Regions from separate parts of the Homo sapiens genome. Here region 2 is linked to region 1. A link is a contact called in ENCODE Hi-C or POLR2A ChIA-PET data. All regions are on one chromosome and are shown on one strand. The core of a region is the stretch at or near the end of the contact, and the rest is flanking DNA. Distances in the headings are between cores, read along the strand shown. Region 1 holds the start of DAPP1 (dual adaptor of phosphotyrosine and 3-phosphoinositides 1). Region 2 holds the start of UBE2D3 (ubiquitin conjugating enzyme E2 D3).

Region 1 (4,856 bases), core at 1,028-3,527:
TTTTGTTTTTTGTTTTTTGTTTTTTTTGAGACGAAGTCTCACTCTGCTGCCCAGGCTGGAATGTAGTGGCATGATCTCAGCTCACTGCAAGCTCTGCCTTCCGGGTTCACGCCATTCTCCTGTCTCAGCTTCCTGAGTGGCTGGGATTACAGGCGTCCACCACCATGCCCGGCTAATTTTTTGAATTTTTAGTAGAGACAGGGTTTCACTGTATTAGCCAGGATGGTCTCGATCTCCTGACCTGGTGATCCACCCGCCTCGGCCTCCCAAAGTGCTGGGGTTATAGGCATGAGCCACCACGCCCGGCCCAGAACAAGATTCTAAATCCCCTTTCAGTTACACAGCAATAGATGTCCCGGGAGGGATGGGCTCCAGCATTTTGTTGAAACTATCTAGCAAGCCTCCTGCAGCTGTTACCACTGCAAAACTAAGTGTGTAGTTAGTGGAGTGGGCGGGGTGGTAGGGATACTGTGAAAAATTGAGTAAATGACAAAGTGGGACAATGACATCAAAGGAGAGGGCAACAGACAGGACAGCAACATGAGGAAGGGCAAAAGGCAGGAAGATTCAGCCAGAAAAGCAGGACGATCTTAGAAAATTCTGCTACTTGTACTTCCAAAAAAGTTAAGAAAAAGAACAACCAGAATTTGCTAAAAATGGGAATGAAATAGATACTAAAACACCAAATAAAGGGCTCTAGAGAGGGAACAGGAACTCTAGTGCCCAGGCTGTTCCCCTGTCACTGCTGTATGCATATTCAGTATCTCCCTGGCCTGCACTGGCCTCTCTGTTCAAGTGGGCCCTGTCCTTCTCTGTGAGCAAACTGTAGCCAAAAGAATTTAAGTGCTCATTTAGTCAGTTATATATGTATTATCAGAGCTTAGTCTTCAGCAGACTGCCTCCAGACACTCAGGAACTTCCCACTGGCAACCAGTGTTACCCGGGTCTCACCGATCCCGGGTGAACAGTGGTAATAGGGAGGAAGATGAAGGATAGAACCATTGCACAGCAGCCTTTTGCAATCATCTAGTCCTTTAGGAACAGTTCTGCTGTGCTGTTTAGTCCTCAGGCCACACTGTGAGAACAAGTTACAGAGCACTGTGGTGAGTGCTGAATGAGTCAGGGAGTAGAGATAGGAAGAGAGAGAGAGAAAGGGAGAGGGAGAGAGAGACCTGTAGGTACATAGAAAAGGCAGGAAGCAACATATGTCCTTGACTCATTTGATACTGCACTTTGTTCCACTTCCCAAGGATTCAGTCACTGCAATTTACCTTTAGCATTCCAGGCAGATAGAATCCTGCTCTACATATGAATCTGGGCACAAAGCCATGCAGGTGTGAGTAAGCCCATGAAGGAAGTGGCACTCAAAGACTCTAGGAGTTCAGGCCAGGTGCAGTGGCTCATGCCTATAAGCCCAGCACTTTGGGAGGCCGAGGTGAGTGTATCACCTGAGGGTGAAACCCTGTCTCTATAAAAACACAAAAATTAGCAGAGCATGATGACGGGTGCCTGTAATACCAGCTACTTGGGAGGCTGAGGCAGAAGAATCACTTGAACCCTGGGAGGTGGAGGTTGCAGTGATCTCAGGTCATGCCATTACACTCCAGACTGAGTGACAGAGCGAGACTGTCTCAAAAAAAAAAAAAAAAAAAGACTCCAGGAGTTCTAATATGCCCCATTAGGTGGGCACCAGAATGGCCCCTTGTAACTTTTTCCTACCTTCTCCTCTCCTAATTCTTTTTCTGTGGAGGAAACAATAATTGTCTCTGAATCATCCCTATTCGGAGCATTGAGGATATATTAGAAGGTCTGGGTAAACAAGCAGAAATATTGCAAAAGTGCTAAAACATCAAACTTCAGGGTCGAATTTGTGGTTTGCTTCTGCTTTTTCTATCCACTCTAAAGGTGTTCCTGATAGAGAAGCTTCCTCAGTGTTCCCTGTGTTGGTGTGTAAGACAGAAAGAAGATGGGGTAAAAGAGTGCACGCATCCTCCACTACAAACCAGAGGCTGATAGCATTAGGGAGAAGCTAGGGTTTGGCCTCACACAAGCAGTTTGCACTGTTGTCCAATCCCAGGTGGGGTGGTTGCCTCTTCATTTCCTTTGATAGCAACCGCCTGTTGCGTGATGTAGTGTGGGTGTCCTCAGAGGTAGCTACCTAAGTTTGCATACTTCCTGACTGACAGAACACTCCTGCCAGTGCCTCCAGGCCAGGGTGGTGGTGTTGGTGGGAGGAGTAAGTAACCAAGTTTCACTTCCTTGCCTTGGAGACTCAGAGCCATAGCAGGCTGCTGTCTCACAGAGCGAGAAGGTGTCAGGAGCAGCCCAGTTGTGTCTCTCTCTCTACCTCTGTGAAGGGCGCGAATGGGCAGAGCAGAACTTCTAGAAGGGAAGATGAGCACCCAGGATCCCTCAGATCTGTGGAGCAGATCCGATGGAGAGGCTGAGCTGCTCCAGGACTTGGGGTAAGGCAGCAGATCTCCTTTCAAAGTACCTAGTGGGTGGACATTGACTCCGCACTCCCACCTGCATGCTTTGATTAATGACTATCTTCAGTGCCTTGTTGCCCTCTGCCACCTCAACCATTTATTTTTTTCCACTTTATTCATTTGTATCTGTTAAGTATCTTCTTGTCTGGGGCTAATTCCATTGGAAAAGCAGGCATTATTTTTCTAGATGTGAAAACAAGTTGGTTGAGAAAATAGGGAAAAAAATCAAATGTTGGACATTCTTTGAGAAGAGGGACAGAATTGGGATATAGAGGTGATGTTGCCTGGCTTCCTTGATGTTGCTCTGGTTTATGAATAAATGCGCTGTTCAAGAGTTTCTAGCACTGACCCAGGGACAGTAAAAGGACTGTGTTTCTGGTAAGATAAACAGAAAGCTTACCCTACTGTAAGGGAGAGGGACTTTTTCAAAAGACAGAGAATGAGGAAGTTCCTGCAACAGTCTCGCTTGTATATTTCTTTCTCCTGATACTGCATTTGTGAGATTTGATATCGTATGTATGTCCAGAGAGCCAACTTTGAGCCTTTCAGTACCAACAATCCAGGAAGAGGATAAAATTTCTGCTTCAAACAGGTAAGCATAGGTAGGTGGAGTCATTGGAGCTCTGTCTTTAAGAAGGGACCCAGATGACAACTCATCCGGGTATTTAATAAGAAACAAGTATTACACAAGAGAGGAATTGGGGATTTCCCAGAGAAACTGCCTAATGCACTGGGAATATCCCAATGAAGGTGGCTTTGACACCTGTGCATGAGGAGAGGCAAAACCTTTACCTTCTGCCTGGACAAATAGCTCTAACTCTTCATAGCAATCCAATGACATAGGAGCTGTTGTCATCTTCATCTTACAAAGGATGAAAACAAGTACCAAACAGGTTTGAATAACTTGCTTGCTAGTCACACATCAATTACATAGCAAAGCTGGGCATCCAACCTACCACAGGCTATGTCCGAAACCAAAGAAAAACCAAAATAGAGTTGAAATCTCTCTGTGTTAAGGCTGCAGAGATTGTATCTTTTTATGTTGTATTACTGTAAAAGTTTATTAATAATTCCTGTCTTTAGATTATAAAACTGAGGTCTCGGAATTGAACTCTACTTTCATTTGGCAAATCAGATAAAACACCTGGAATTTTCATTAAAGAAAACTCCCCTTATTAGGAAGCCAGAGCTCTAGAATCTCTCTATCCCTCTAGATTGAATCCCCAAACAGAAGAGGTAAAAGGCCCTTCTGTGAGCATCCAGCACAGGTGTCACCAAGTCCAAAAGCTAAAGCTGAACTGTGGCCCTCAGTGTCTTATTGAACTATTAAGTTACAATGCTTTACATGTTCTGTTAACTGTATTCCCAGCCCACTGTAATAGAAAACCCCAAAGGAGGAGATAGAGGAATATATTCAATTCTGGTCCTTTAGTTAAACAAACAATCCTAGAACCCAGAGTCTATGGTTGAGTACTGTGGGAACACACTTAGATGACAAAGATGAATTAGATGCTGTCTCTGTGCCCCACCATGATGTCAACAGCAAGAAGCAACTACAGGTGAAACCCACGGGTGGAATAGGACTGTGTCTTTCCTCCATGTGCAAAGAATAGACATTGAATACAAAACTGAGTCACACCACTTCCCTGCAAAAAAAAAAGGGTACATTCATGGCCAGATTTCCCTATTTCAGAAGGCGTGAACAATTAATAAACATGAGGATGATTTCTATAGCAATGGGCAACCTGCAGTTATCTGGGAAAACTGCTCTACAGTCCTGGTTCTTGACCTTGGCTGTGCTCTGGAACATCTTGACACCCAAACCACAGACTTGACAAATGATTTCAGTATCTCTGGGGATGGGTGTTTTCTTGTCAAACTCTCCAAGTAATTCCAAAGTGAGACCCTAGGTTGATGATCACTGCATAGAATATGTATCTACCAAATGCATTAGGTAAATGTGGTCTTGTTTTTCATTTTAAGTCTGTTGGGTGTGTACTTGAATCTTAAAATTACTAATAAATGTTGATATTTTGTTTGTTGGTTTAGGGGCATTTCGATTAGCAACTTTATTGAGGTTATTTTACATATCATAAAATATACCCGTTTCAAGTGTACAATTCAATACTTTTGACTAACTTTACAGAGTGATACAACCATCACCATAAATCAGTTTTAGGACATTTCTGTTCTCCCAAAAAGAACCCTCAGATGTATGGCTTATTTAAGCATACTCAACAGTGTGCTGGAAAAACAGCTGGGAAGAGTTGGGGTGTGGAGAAAGCCCTGATTTCAAGAATTTGCCTAATTCCCTGGTATAAATACTCCCACTATAGACAATTTCAAGCTGCCAACAATTTAACATCA
Region 2 (4,856 bases), core at 1,231-3,730, 3.0 Mb after region 1:
AACCTTCCTCTTTCATGAAACACCAATCTTGCCAAATAAACTCCAGTCATAATTAAATACAGGCAAATGTAGTATCAGGTCTATTTTAGTAAAGGCAAATTCTTGCCATTCCTCTCAGAACTCTTTTTAAAAAAGTAATCTATTAAAACCAAAGTTTCTAACACTCACCGACACTCCACAATTTTTCTAGTAAGGCTGAATTTATTCCATGACATTTTTTTCAAGTTAGCTGTAAACACTCCACCCTCTTCGATTGTGCAACAACCAAACACATCACACAAATACAAGTCACAAAAAAGGGAAATACAGTTTAAGAGTTTGAATTTAGGTAAGTTTTGAGCAGAGGATCTTAGAGCAGTGCACAACGCGATATAAAAGTTAACATTTAACAAATCATATTAATTCACATTATTACGAAAGGAGATGCCGGAAAGAGCCTGAACCAGTTAAAGCAGCCGCCATCTTAAAATGCGGGATAGAAGTTAGAGCAAGAAAATGAGACTAAACCACCGGAGGTGGAGGTTCCGCTCACTCCCAGAGCTCCGAAAAATCCTAGTTTTTTTTCAACTTAAATCGATAATATACTATCAAACCACATTTCAAGTAACGAAACAAGGGTGTTATTAAATAGAATGAGGCAAAAATAGGTACATTAGCTTTCCCTTACTGCCATCGCACCCCTTATCCACCCCCACTCTCCAGCCAAAAGGAAAAGGGAGCTTCCAGAATGCCTTTTACATCAGTTCCCGGTGTCCCTCGGATAAATAGCTTCGGGTGAAAAGCTGCAACTACAAAATACAGGAAGTGGCAACACTGTGTCATTCCATCTCCTCCCAAACCCACTTATTCGGTGTAACCTGCCCAGAGTCGACTAAGAGTTTCTACTAGACTCACTGACTGACCTTCAATACGCAAGACTTCTTCTACCCGACCCTCAGTCAAGTTCGGGACTCGCCAGATTTTTTTTCTCTCCTCCGAGTTTTCTTTCTTACCCCTAGAAGGCCTAGATAACCTTGATCTCACAACTAAACTAAGTTTTCAAGCACCAAGAATAGGAAGCGCCATGACATCTGCTGGAGCGTCTCTCCGCAATTCGGACCCCCAAAAAAACTCCTTCTTAAGCAGCAAAAAAATAAAATAATAAAGGCGCCTTAAGTCACTCTCCTCCACCCCTAATTTGCACCGATTCCACTGAAGCACTCAGGATAACACCTCACTTGCCACAAGTGTTCTCCGTTTCCTAGCTTTAAACTTCATTTCTTCAAGAAGTATATCTGCGTTCTCCATCCCCCCATGGAAGAAGTGATCCAAGAGGTATTTTCAGAATTATGCTTCCTTCCCACCCCCACGCTTTCCTCTTGGCCCGAGCCTTCCTTTTCTCCTACCACCCCATGCCCTTGTCCCCGCGGGTTACCTTATTAATCCGTTTCAGCGCCATAGTGTGTGCTTGTCGTCTGGCTCCTCACTCTCTCGGTGTATGCTCAAAGGTCCGGCCAAAACTCTTGATTATCCCGGCGGCGGGGCAGGATTGTCTCGTCTCACACCAGCTCTGCCAGACACAGGCGCCTTTTGCAAAAACGGAGCAGATCAGCACTCGCACAGGCCCCGAAGAGCCCCTGATGAATCCAGGTCCCTTAAGACAGCCGCGATCCGGGGTGGGTGGGGTGGCGTGGCAAAGCCACCAACAGCCTCTGTACCGTGCTTTCGGCCCGAAGTGGGGGCGAGGGTGACGGGAAGAGCGGAGGTGGTGGCTACAAGTTTAACTTCCCGGCCTCTAGAAAGGAAGAGACCCGGGTGGGAGAGGAAGAGGCGTAGGAGAAAGGGGTGGGTGCGGGGCAGGGTCCGGAGCCCAGCAGAGGAGGAGCCGGGGCCTAGTCGGCGCTATACCGGCGTCACTAGGGCAAAGAAAGGCAAGGGGGGAGGGGGAAGCATAAGACTCCGGACGGACGCCGGGCTGCTTTCGGTTTCTGTCCAAAGGTGCGGCCGGGAAAAGGAAGGAAATAAAGGAAGGGAGACTTGATGTGTATTGCTATCCTCGCAGCGAGCTATTCTGTGTCACCCCTGACGCCACCGTACACTCACTCCGCCTTCCAGCGCGCTCCCGCGCGCGCCCGCCCAGCCACCTCCACCACGCGCCCGCGCTGTCCCTGAGGCTCCGGCTTAGGCGCGAGGACGCGCCCATTCCCCCTCCTCCTCCAGCAGGAGAGGCCGCGGCTTCCCCAACCTTCCCACCCTAACCCACCGCACCCAATAGGCTGGCCGCTCAAGCCGCCCAGGTCCCGCACTGCCCCTCTTACCCGGCCGGCCACTGGGCCGGCCTCCCTTCCCTGCCCTAGCCGTCCACACCCACGCGTACAGAGGGGCCGGGGCCTCCCTCAAGCTGCGGCCTCGGCCTCCTCCCCGCGCGGCAGCTGGTGCCTCCCCGGCCCTACGGGGCTCACGCGCACGACACAGCCACAAGATGTCCGCTCTGACGGAACTACTGCCAGCTGCCACGCTCCGCCCCTCCCCCTCCTCCTGCCTCTTCACCGCCGCGGATCAGTCCGCCAACGCCGCCGTCCCGAGCACAAGACCGATGTGAGGCCGAAGCCAGACGGCTTGCTTCCCACGTCCGGGGCCGAGTGAATACGTGTCAAGCCCTTTTCCTTCTTCTCGGAACAGCACCTTCTTACTAAACAGATCGGAGATTGGACCAGGAGGGCGGGGGAGGGAGGAGGATCATGAGCTGGGGGGAGGGTGAACGAGTGGCGGAAACCCTTAGGCTCAGAGAAGCATCGAGAACCGGAAGGAGACCATGGGAGGAAGGTAAAGGAAGCAGCCGCTGCGCGATCCAGCCCCACGCCCCTCCCCACAGCGTCCCCCAGTTTCCTCACTTGGTATCGAGGAGACGACTCTCGCGAGAACTTCGTGGCTGGCTAACCGAAGCGGTAGCTCTGCAATGACTTAAGAGCAGTTTTGTGCGCTTTTCCTGACGGGGTTCCGCCTCCAAAATGCATAAGTTCTCGCGAGACGCAGTAAGGCACCGGCTCGAACTGGGGCGGGCCACTGCCAGGAAAGCAACGCCCCTGAATGCTTATGCCGGTGGTTGGTAGAGGAAATGGAATTCCCCAGACTGGTAAGAGCGCGCGCAGACACAGCCTTGTCTCACGCGCCCAATCAGGAGCGTGTGGTGGGAGGTGCCAAGGATTAATTACCAGATACCTTTAGTCTAGCTCGGGCCGGGATTTTGAGGTTTCCGGTGGAGCAGGTGAGCAGTATTTACTCGCCTGCCCTCCTGGGCTGGTTATGCTGTGGGAGGAGGCGCCCCTCGAGATGGGAATAGTAGTTTTAAATAGACCCAGGTTGGCCGCTCATCAGCGCTCCCACGTGCTGAAGTCTAGTGCACGTCTGACCCTAAGGGAGCAATACTGAGAACAGCAGGGAGCAGGCTGAGTCAAGCTCAATTGAGTGGATGGGGCTAGGACAGAGAGAGTTAGGGGCAGGGTTTTCACTGGTCTCCGTAATCAGTCGCTGCCGTCCGCCAAGGTGTAGATGTGGGAACAAGCTTAAATTCTCAAACTTTAGCTTCTGTTGCTGTGTTTCAGTTCTTGAGCCAGAAAGTGTTGAGACTAATTAGTTAATTAGGTAGAGTTTAGAGTCAGAAAAACAATACAATACTTCCTGAAATATCCAAGTTGGGAGGTGGGATTTACCTCAGTAGGATTGGCCTGTTTTAGTCAAGGGTTTAAAGTATGGAGACGGCAGTTATGCTCTCTAGTGTATCCTTCAGGCAAAAGAAAGACCTTAATTTTTATGAGGAATTTAAAAGTGGGTAAGCACTGACCAGCTTAAGGTTTTTTAACATTCCTTAATGACCCCAGTTACCGAAGTGGAGATCTTCAATTACTTGGAAAAATAAACTTGTTTTAAAAATACACTTAATTTGAAAACTGTTGCAGAAAGTTTTACCTAATAAAAACTTAACACGTCAACAATGATGAATATAAGTAGTCTAATGTATACTGTTCAAGTGACCATGTAGTGTCACTAGTGAAGCAGTGCTTCTCAAACTAGTGTCCATAGGAACCACCTGGGGTTTTGTTGAAAATGCGACTTTGATTTGGTAGGGCAGTGGTGGAGCCTGAGAGCCTACATTTCTAACTAGCTCCCAGGTGATACAGATTTTTCTCGTCTGAACCACCCCGTGAGTAGCAAAGCACTGAAGTGCTTACCTCATGGCCTAACTGCTCATGAGGCTCACCTCAGTAACACCTCTGGCCCCTCCCTCCTCCCTGAATAATCTGTGTTCTCTCTCATAGCTAGCCAGATATACTAAAAGCACAGGACTAGGCATGAAGATGGAGGGAGGAACCCAGATTAGTTATTGCTTCCCATTTGCTTGATATTGGCCTGGTTAGTTATCTTCTAACCCCGTTTCTTCACCGCTAAAGTAAGTAATAATGACTGTCCTTTCTCACAGGGTGATTGTGTGGTTAAAGTGTCATAATATATGTGAAAGGACACTGGAGACTCTACAGTGCTGTATAAATGTCAGTTATTAAAGTAACCAGTCAGACATTAACTGGCCATAGTGTGAAACAAATGTATAGTAGTAATAGTGGCCACGCCTGTAATCCCAGCACTTTGGGAGGCTGAGACGGGTGGATCATATGAGATCAGGAGTTCGAGACCAGCCTGGCCAAAACAGTGAAACCCCATCTCTACTAAAAATACAAAAAATTAGCTGGGCGTAGTGGCGGGCGCCTGTAATCCCAGCTGCTTGGGAGGCTGAGGCCGGAGAATCGCTTGAGCCTGGAAGGCGGAGGTTGCGGTGGGCCAAGATCACTGCGACAGAGTGAGACCCTGTCTCAAAAAAA

Evidence for each region. A loop is a pair of places that touch in the nucleus more often than their neighbours do. ChIA-PET counts read pairs that join two places held with the same protein, here RNA polymerase II (POLR2A). Pooled maps may share reads with other maps.
Region 2: a map of naive thymus-derived CD4-positive, alpha-beta T cell shows a loop between it and region 1 (19-fold over the local background). The contact joins the promoter of UBE2D3 here to the promoter of DAPP1 in region 1. A Hi-C loop is called at or near these places in 1 of 168 maps with a recorded cell type or tissue (naive thymus-derived CD4-positive, alpha-beta T cell), 1 of 37 single-sample maps with no recorded cell type and 8 of 50 pooled maps. POLR2A ChIA-PET finds 5 or more read pairs at or near these places in 2 of 52 experiments (CD4-positive, alpha-beta memory T cell and activated CD4-positive, alpha-beta T cell).

The regions. Positions count from the first base shown.
Region 1 is chr4:99,814,550-99,819,405 of GRCh38, forward strand. DAPP1 (dual adaptor of phosphotyrosine and 3-phosphoinositides 1) reads left to right here and starts at 2,278. Exons shown (of 9, transcript NM_014395.3): 1 at 2,278-2,465. The coding sequence starts at 2,365.
Region 2 is chr4:102,825,071-102,829,926 of GRCh38, forward strand. It overlaps UBE2D3 (ubiquitin conjugating enzyme E2 D3), which reads right to left and starts at 2,481. Exons shown (of 8, transcript NM_181891.3): 1 at 2,357-2,481; 2 at 1,415-1,566. The coding sequence starts at 1,438. It overlaps UBE2D3-AS1 (UBE2D3 antisense RNA 1), which reads left to right and starts at 2,985. Exons shown (of 2, transcript NR_131186.1): 1 at 2,985-3,115. RefSeq lists enhancers at 128-1,327, 726-795, 1,910-2,471, 2,411-2,800, 2,472-3,033 and 2 more and silencers at 2,161-2,210, 2,231-2,360.